Linked DNA regions of Homo sapiens: region 2 is linked to region 1. Evidence: chromatin contacts called from ENCODE Hi-C or POLR2A ChIA-PET data. All regions are on one chromosome and are shown on one strand. Each heading gives the region's core, a stretch centred on a gene start or an enhancer-like site at or near the end of the contact. The rest is flanking DNA. Distances are from core to core; before and after follow the strand shown. Region 1 holds the start of PPP4R3A (protein phosphatase 4 regulatory subunit 3A). Region 2 overlaps CCDC88C (coiled-coil domain containing 88C).

Region 1 (4,149 bases), core at 627-3,126:
ATCGCTACAATCATAATAAACTGGCATCGTTAGCAACTGCAAAATATAAACTAATGTACAAAAAGAAGTGGAAGATAACTTACTTTCACGTTTGGAAGTAACAATTTGAGAATAGTTTTACCCCACTTGAGTATTTTAAGTGAAATTCACTGTATATCGCCAAAAACAGTGGCAATCCCTACAGAGAATAAGCCTTTTAAAATATGAAACAGCACATGTGGAAAAAAGAAAAAACGTGAAACACTTATTTTCAAACAACTTAGTCTTTGAACCTTGAGGGCTGTTTCAAAATTTGTGAAGCATAAACACTAGGGAAGATCCGAAAGGTTTTAAAAATTATCTGCCAACTTCTCTGCACCTGTTAACCAAATTATGAACACCCATTTAAGCAATCAAAAAAAGCTCATATGATTCCAACTTTGCAAGATGTTTATATAGTAAGCTACACACAAAATTCTGCATTACTATAAAAAAGACAACCAACACTGGTGAACGAAAATCTTCGCAAGGGAAAGCGTTTTCTCTTAGTGTAGAGTTGCCAGATACAGTGTTGCCAAGCTTCAACACGATCAGAAACATGTAGCAAAAAGATGTTTAAAAAGAAAAACAAAAAAAGCACAGCAAAACGTTCTTCAAAGTGTGAAAGGTCCAAGAACTTTCTTAGCTCCAAGCAAAGTTTCATGCCTGCTTTACAGATGGGTGAACTAAGGCAGCAGATCGGATTAATCAGTGTCTTTCTCAAGGTCACTCTAGTGCAAAAGAACAGCACACTCCGGACTCCCTATCTCAGGTCCTCGACCTCTCCACACTCCAGGGCGGCACAGCTCAAACACGCTTGGCTCTCCTCGTACCCAAAATGCCACCAGGCACTCAGAGAAAGGAAACATTTCAAGCGCTCTCCGGGGAGCTCCCGCAAGACTGGGGTACCTGGGGCCCGTCCTCCCCCGAGGTGGCCGCCCTCCCCAGCCGTCCCTCTGTTCTCGTGGAGCGAGCGCCATGCCCCGCAAGAACCAGGGAGGCGGCCCAGGGCCGTGGGGGCTGCGAGGGTCCCGCCGCGCGGGGCTTCACTTACCGTCGCTCTCAGCCCTGACAAGCAGGGACATGCCCTTCAGCCGCTCCACGTAGCCAGACGACACATGCCCGGTGCCCCGGTCGTCCCACTGCCGGTCCTCGTTGAGCGTGTACACCTTCACCCGCCGCCGGGTGTCGGTCATCGTGCCGCCCGGGAACCGGGGCGGGGGCCCCGCCAGTAGACGCCCAGGAAAGGGGCCCTGGAGAGGCGAGGGGCGAGGCGTGAGGGCGCCCGCGAGCGGAGGGCTCCCCGGCCTCACTGCCGCCGCTGGGCGCCGCGGGGCCGCGCCGCCGCCTGCATGGCCCGCTCCAGGGACCGAGCTCTGGGCCGCCGCCTTTCCTCGCCTCCGGCTCCCCGGCGCTATTGTCCAGGCCTGGCGAGCCCGGCGCCCGGCAGCCCCGAGGGGGCCGCGCAGCGCTTCGTAGCCTCCCGCCCCGCAGCGCTAGGAACTCGGGGCTCCCGTCACTGCCCTGCTCCCGCCTCCGCCATGATCTCCGCGAAGCAGCTTCCCGCGCCGCCGCCGCCTCCTCAGGCCGCCGCCGCCGCCGCCATATTTTCCTTCCTTATACCTGGCCCTGCCACCGCGGCCAGTGGCTCCCTTCCGCTCCCCCTGTTTTAAACGTCAGAAGCCGACAGGCGCCTGATCCTGCTGCAACTGCTACCACTGCCCGGGAGACTCTGAGGGCCCCCGGCCGCCCAAGCGACCCGGACTAGTGGAAGTCGGTTTCCCTCCGCCGCCGTCTCTTCCGTCTTCCTCACACAGCCAAAACCGCCGCCATCTTGGTTCGCCCCTCAAAAGCGGCGCGCGGGGCCACCCAGGGAGCAGCTGCAGGGGCGGCTCGTAGCCCCACCATTTAAAGAGACAGCAGCGAGACCGGGAGCCTTACTGCGGCGGAGGCTTCCGACGGAGGCGGGAGGCGGGCGCGGAGTTGCCGAGGTGGCGGGAGCGCAGGGAGCGGAGGAGGCGGGACGCAGATTGCGCCGGTGACAGCCCGAGGCTCCCTCCCGCCTCCTTGCACGCACCGTCGTGCGAGCGCTGGGCGGTGTGTGCGTCCGTCGCGCCCTGTGTTCGTCATCAGCCCCGCTCCAGGATGCACGAGGGGCGTGGATACGTTTGCGGCCTCTGCCCGCGGGCCCCGGCGCTTCGGCCTCGCCTCCGCCCGCCGCCACCTTCCCTTGTTCCTGCCCCGTCCCTGCCTCTGCCCCTGCCCCTGGCCTGCGGACGCCGGGCAGCGTGGGCCTGGGCCCCTACCCGCTTCCGAGAGCGTTTTCCCGGGGCCGCCTTTATGGCTGAGTCGGGCGCTCGGGACCCACCCGGCGCCTTGCGGACTTGAGGGAATGAAATGGAAACGCTTCCGGGGAAGGTCGCGGGTGTGGGCGCCTAGGTCGGCGCAGCCTTGGGAGCCGCCGTGGGTCGCGGACTGGCGTGGCCAGTGTGGAAACTTGGGACTGTTTGCGATTTCTGGGCGTGGGACCGAGTTCCAAGTGACAATTCTAAAACTTCACCTTACAGCCTAGGCAAGCCCCAAGTGCTCCATTCCTTCATCCCTATCAGAACTGTCTGCCAGCCTTTCTTGTCGGAAAAGGAACTTAAGGCGCTCACAAAAACAAATGCGACACTGTGTAATCGGGAGGAGTAATTCTCAGCATTAGGTAGTCCTGTGTTTTGAAGACCTACTTGATGTCAAGTATTGTTGATCTTCACAAAGGAATATCATTCTCGTTCCTATCATGCAGCTCATATGCCACCATTTTGGTGGCTTTTACCATTTGCCAGGCCTTGCCAGGTCGGGCTTGTCCGCTCGGAATATAATGCAGCCACACACATAACTTTAAATTTTGCAGTAGCCACAAAAAGTACGAAGAAACTGGTGAAATTAGTGTTAACGTTTTAGTGCGGTATTTTCAAAAGTTATTTCAATAATCAAATTACTAATGAGATATACGTACAATGTCTTAAAAATGTGATATATTTTGTCCTTCCAGCAAGTCTCTGTTGGGATACTAAATTTTCATCAGAAATATCTACGTTTAGATTTTATTGAAAAAAAATTTTTTTTGAGACAGGGTCTCTCTGTCACCCATCCTGAAGTGCAGTGGCTCAGTCTCAGCTCACTGCAGCTTCAACCTCCTGGGCTGAAGCGATTCTCCCATCTCAGCCTCCCAAGTAGCTGGGACCACAGGTGCGCAGCACCACTGCCAGTTAATTAATTAAATTTGTTATTATTTTTTTTTTTCGGTAGAGACGGGTTTCACTGTTGCCCGGGCTGGTAGAGTTTATTAAATTTACAGTTGAAAATGTAGATTCACATATTCTGTTATTCCAATCATACTTAAAAGTTTTCCAAAAGCTGAATCAAGTATCAGTTTTTAAATTTAGCTGGGCGCGGTGGCTCACGTGGTCAAGGAGTTCAAGACCAGCCTGGCCAACATAGTGAAACCCCGTCTTCACCAAAAATACAAAAAAATTAGCCGGTCATGGTGGTGTGCGCCTGTAGTCCCAGTTACTCGGGAAGCTGAGGCAGGAGAATCCTTGAACCCGGGAGGCGGAGGTTGCAGTAAGCTGAGATTGTGCCACTGCATTCCAGCCTGGGCAACAAAGCGAGACTCTGTCTCAAAAAATAAAATAAAATAACAATTTAAATTTAAAAATTAAGTAAAATGAAAAATTCAGCTTGTGAGTTGCACTAGCCAAAATTTGAAGGCCTGGTAGCCACATGTGGCTAGTGGCTAGTTTTGGAAGGTTCGAGTGCTTGACATTGCCAGGAATCTTTTAAACTTGCAATGTGGCCGGGCGCAGTGGCTCACACCTGTAATCCCAGCACCTTGGGAGGCTGAGGCAGGCGGACTGCTTGAGGCCAGGAGTTCGAGACCAGCCTGGCCAACATGGCAAAACCCTGACTCTACTAAAAATACAGAAATTAGCCAGGTATGGTGGTGTGCGCTTGTAGTCCCAGCTACTTGACTGTCTGAGGCACGAGAATCCGCTTGAACCTGTGGAGGCGGTGAGTGCAGTGAGCCGAGATTGTACCACTGCACTCCAACCTGGGTGTCAGAGCAAGACTCTGTCTTAAAAA
Region 2 (4,149 bases), core at 850-3,349, 140 kb before region 1:
AGAACCAAAGAGAAAGCTGATTCTATTAGAACCTGCTGGGGACAAACATCAATGTACTTGTTGAGAAATCGGGACCATCCCCAAAACACAGGATACAGGTGTCCCACTCCAGGCTTCATAGGCAATGAAGCTCTGACAGGGGAGGACGACATCAGATCGTAGCGGCGCCTGGTTAGGGAGTGACGCCCATGCTGGGTGGTGGGGCCACTGCAAACAAGACCAGCGTCCAGGCCAATGCTGTGACGCTAAGCACTTGTCACTGCTGGCTCCAGGAGGCCACAGGCACCCTACGGTCCCCTCCAGCCTAAGTGCTCTCCTCCTCTCCTCCAACTCCCTCACCCCTCACCCCTCACCCCTCCCAGGCAGGTTTCACCTTGCTGGGGCTTCTGCCCTCCTGAGAGGCAGGACAGAATGAGAGGCAGGACAGAATGAGTGGCAGGCAGGTGTCTGGAGCCCATGAAGCAGGTAGGGACCAGGACGGGAAGGGACTAGGCTGGGAAGGACCCAAGGAAAGGGGTCTGAGCGCCTCCCTTCTCCACCTACGGTGGCCCCTCACGCCCCACATGACCCTGTATGGCTCCTGGGGCTTGTAGATGAAGCTCATTTTCTGTTTTGTCCAGTTGAGGCCATTAAACTGTTAGGGGGACAGGCCGCCTCATTCCTTTTCAGCCAGTCTCTATCTGGGACTTAGAAATGGTGCATCCACTCAACCACGTTCGCCACGGGCTCAATGTCTTGGAGACCCTGAACTGAGCCTGTGCTTTCTTTTGGGACCTCCACCCTTGGTTTGGCAACAAGGTACTCAGCTCAAGTACCTTAAATGACATCCTTAGCCCCGCTCTGAGAACAAGTATGTAGACCCCAACTCTGAGTCAACCATCTACTATGCAATCTGTCAACCACAGACTATTAAAGGCCCAAATCCTCCCCAAAACTACAAAAGGAAGCATGAAAGAGGTGTGAGATTAGAGAACAGCACTCTAACAGTCTTGCTGCAAATTAACGCTGGGGAACGGTTCAGGACGCTATGGCCACTCATCCCATTTAGGAAGGCAGCAAAGAGTGCTCAAAGGTGTAAAAAGATACATAATTGTATGTACAGTAGGAAATGGATGTTGAAAAAAGAAAACAAAACCTCAAAGGAAATATATTACACTAAAATGACAGAATTTTCTTTATTAGAGTGATTAGGGCAAGAGCAAGTTTCCCCAGCATTTTCTAAATATTCTGTAAAGGTTCTCACAGAGACCATATAGTCAGAGGCATCTATTTAACTAGGTATTTCAGCTGTGAACATGACAGACCTACTTAAAAAATACACACACACACACACACACACACACACACACACACACACACACACACAGGGCTGGGCATGGTGGTTCACGCCTGTAATCCCAGCACTTTGGGAGGCCAAGGCGAGCGGGTCACCTGAGGTCAGGAGTTCAAGACCAGCCTGGCCAACATGGCAAAGCCCCATCTCTACTAAAAATACAAAAACTAGCCAGGCACAGTGGCATGTGCCTGTAATCCCAGCTACTTGGGAGGCTGAGGCAGGAGAATTGCTTGAACCCGGGACGCAGAGATTGCAGTGAGCCGAGATTGCGCCACTGCCCTCCAGCCTCGGCAACAGAGCAAGACGGTCTAAAAAAATATAAAAATAAAAAAAAACAAGAAACAAACAAACAAAAAACCATGTATCTGTATCTATATCCATATATCTATAGCCACTCTTTCCTCTGAGACAATTCACCAACTATCCAAGATGAGGAATGAAGTAGATTGCCATTTTAAATAATAGCCACAAAAAGCAAGCTGCACCTTCAAGCATCTTCTCATCAGGAGAAGCCAAGCCTCTTGATTGGGAAGAACAGATGGGAGCCAGGAGCACCCAAGGGGTCTGTAACCAGTGAAGGGGGACGGGGTCCTGGGCGAAAGGCTGACTCTCAGGGTATAAGCCCTGTGAAGACAGAGCCTCAGAGGTCCCAGAAAAGGCCCACTCAACACCTGAGGCAAAGTAAGGGCCTCCTGAAAAGACTTAACAACCTGCCAGGGCCATCTCAACCACTGTGCCTGCTCCAACAAAAAGGTCATTTTCTCCGCAGGTGGGAGAAACATTACAGTCCTGGGAAAGATGCAGGTGGAAACACCGTTCTGTGCATGTGGCAGAGGTTAGCTTCAGTATCCACTGAAAACACTAGGACAGTTGGACCAAGAACAATGATTTCACGAAGAAATGGGAAGAATTATTTTTCTCCTTCTAAGTGAAACTGAATCTCGCAGCTTGATATTTTACCAGGAAGGAAGAATAAACGCTGCCGAAAGCCAAGCGTTTAGGCCCACAGGATGCCCCTCATGTGGCTATGAATGGGAGCTGCTAATGCAGAATAAATGAGAGGGAAATCCCAGAAAAGTTAAGATGAACGCCCAGCACAGGCATTCAGGATGAAGGTGACGCTCACGGTTGCCAAGGAGACCAAGATGGTCCAAACAGCAAAGAGAGCCTTCCACACAGCCAAAGCAAAACCACAAAGAATGCCGCTGTTGACCCACACACGCTAACAGTCAAGACTGAAATAGCAGAAGCATGAGTGACGTCGGCTTCGCAGGTGCACCCAGCACACCTCTAGACACCGTCTTCCCTGGTGCCCAAAGCCGGGGCATTTTCTACACCTTTAGGTCTGCTCTGGGGTTCAGATATTCAGAAGACACGTACTGTGTACACCTTGCAGCGAGCAGAGAACTCTCGGCCTGTCTGGGAGGGAGGTAGACAGTGGCAGCACAGCACAGGGAGTACTGCCAAACTGCCCAGACAAGTCTGGGAAGGCTTCCCAGAGGAGACAGCTTCTGAGCTGGGCTGTAGAGAATGCTTAGGAGTCTGACACGTGAGGGACAGAGCCAGGAAATGTATTAACTGCTAAGTGTGGGCAGCAAGTCAACCCTTCGGTTACCCTGAGCATCAAACTGAACTACCAACACTCTCTGCGCTTCCCACGAGGGTGCCCTTCCTCCCACAGCCCCATTACCACCAGATTACCACCTGCCAGACCCTACTCGCCCTCCAAAGCTCAGCTAAAACGCCCCCTCCTCTAGGCAGCCACCTGATGCCGGATGATTTTTTTCTCCCCTGAACTCCTAATGCTTCCTCAGCCCCCTTCTGCGGCACTTTCTACACTGTGCCATGTCAATCAACTCCCCACTCCGAAGTGGCAAAAAGCTGCTAATAGTGACAGTTGGGAAAATTAAATCAGAAAATATTCCTCAAAATATATATTGAGTACACAGTTTTTAAAAACCTCTTTTGTGGAGGAGGTGTCTTCTCTGTCTCTTCCATGTTGACAAGGGAACCAAGATCTGAAAACCTACTGTTCTGCTCTATCACTGCAATGAGGGTGGTTTCTCTGCTAATTCCTGTGCCTTGAAACCTGGAAAATCTGACACCATATTCCTTAAGATTCACAGCCTGTAGCTGTTAACAAAAGTTAAAAACATTTCAGAGGGAAAAAAAGCTTCGAATTTGTTTTAGAATTTTCCATTAGAACTTGTGTAAGTAGAAGATTGAATATAGATTTTTAAAAACATTCCAAAGTGAACTGGTAATGCTGGCTTGAATATACCATGCTTTCCAACTGTAAAATCCCAAATGCAATAGTTTTATGAGCAAACTAAGCAAAAGTAAATTAATTTTAAATTCCTAAACTACAGAAGTGACTTCAGACAGGAAAGGCCCCACACGTATTCCAGTGTTCCCAATGTCTAGTCCAGTGCTCTAGGAGGGGTGTCGAAACCCTGCATCGATTTAACACTTCCAGAAACGGCACGGTGCTGGCTGTGCTTCAGGCAGGTGGGATGCTTTTTGAGGGCCCCCAAGAGAACCCTGTAGTCAGGAGGGATATTCCACAGATCTCCTTTGCAGGTGTTGGAACGTCTACGCTCATGCCACTGATTAACTCTCCACAGGACACATCTCACAACCTCTTCCTGGATTTGGCCAGAAGCAGCCCCTGAATGCACCTCAACAACTTGATGGCCAAAACAAAAACCACCTGACGACCTGGCACTGGCAACCAGCCAACCTCAGGCCCCGTTACCAGAAACACCAGACAGTGAAGAGGTTCCATCTCCTTTCTCCTCCTTCCTCCCTGACAT

What was found. A loop is a pair of places that touch in the nucleus more often than their neighbours do. ChIA-PET counts read pairs that join two places held with the same protein, here RNA polymerase II (POLR2A). Pooled maps may share reads with other maps.
Region 2: a loop to region 1 is called in a pooled map, with 6 times the contacts of the local background. The contact joins the enhancer-like site here to the promoter of PPP4R3A in region 1. A Hi-C loop is called at or near these places in 3 of 37 single-sample maps with no recorded cell type and 6 of 50 pooled maps. POLR2A ChIA-PET finds 5 or more read pairs at or near these places in 8 of 52 experiments (CD4-positive, alpha-beta T cell, CD8-positive, alpha-beta T cell, OCI-LY7 and 5 more).

Annotation. Positions count from the first base shown.
Region 1 is chr14:91,508,434-91,512,582 of GRCh38, forward strand. PPP4R3A (protein phosphatase 4 regulatory subunit 3A) reads right to left here and starts at 1,877. Exons shown (of 15, transcript NM_001366432.2): 1 at 1,073-1,877. The coding sequence starts at 1,214. RefSeq lists enhancers at 477-1,128, 1,129-1,779, 1,597-1,876 and silencers at 887-936, 1,187-1,246, 1,257-1,356, 1,937-2,136.
Region 2 is chr14:91,364,837-91,368,985 of GRCh38, forward strand. The region is part of intron 3 of CCDC88C (coiled-coil domain containing 88C); the gene reads right to left. Among named protein-coding and RNA genes, the nearest start is that of CCDC88C, 51 kb to the right of the region's middle. RefSeq lists enhancers at 204-453, 813-902, 2,640-2,719. Within about 2 kb of position 2,100, at least 5 of the 41 ENCODE cell types and tissues checked have a DNase peak (open chromatin) inside an H3K27ac peak, as active enhancers do; they include CD8-positive, alpha-beta T cell and OCI-LY7, where a contact is called at or near this core.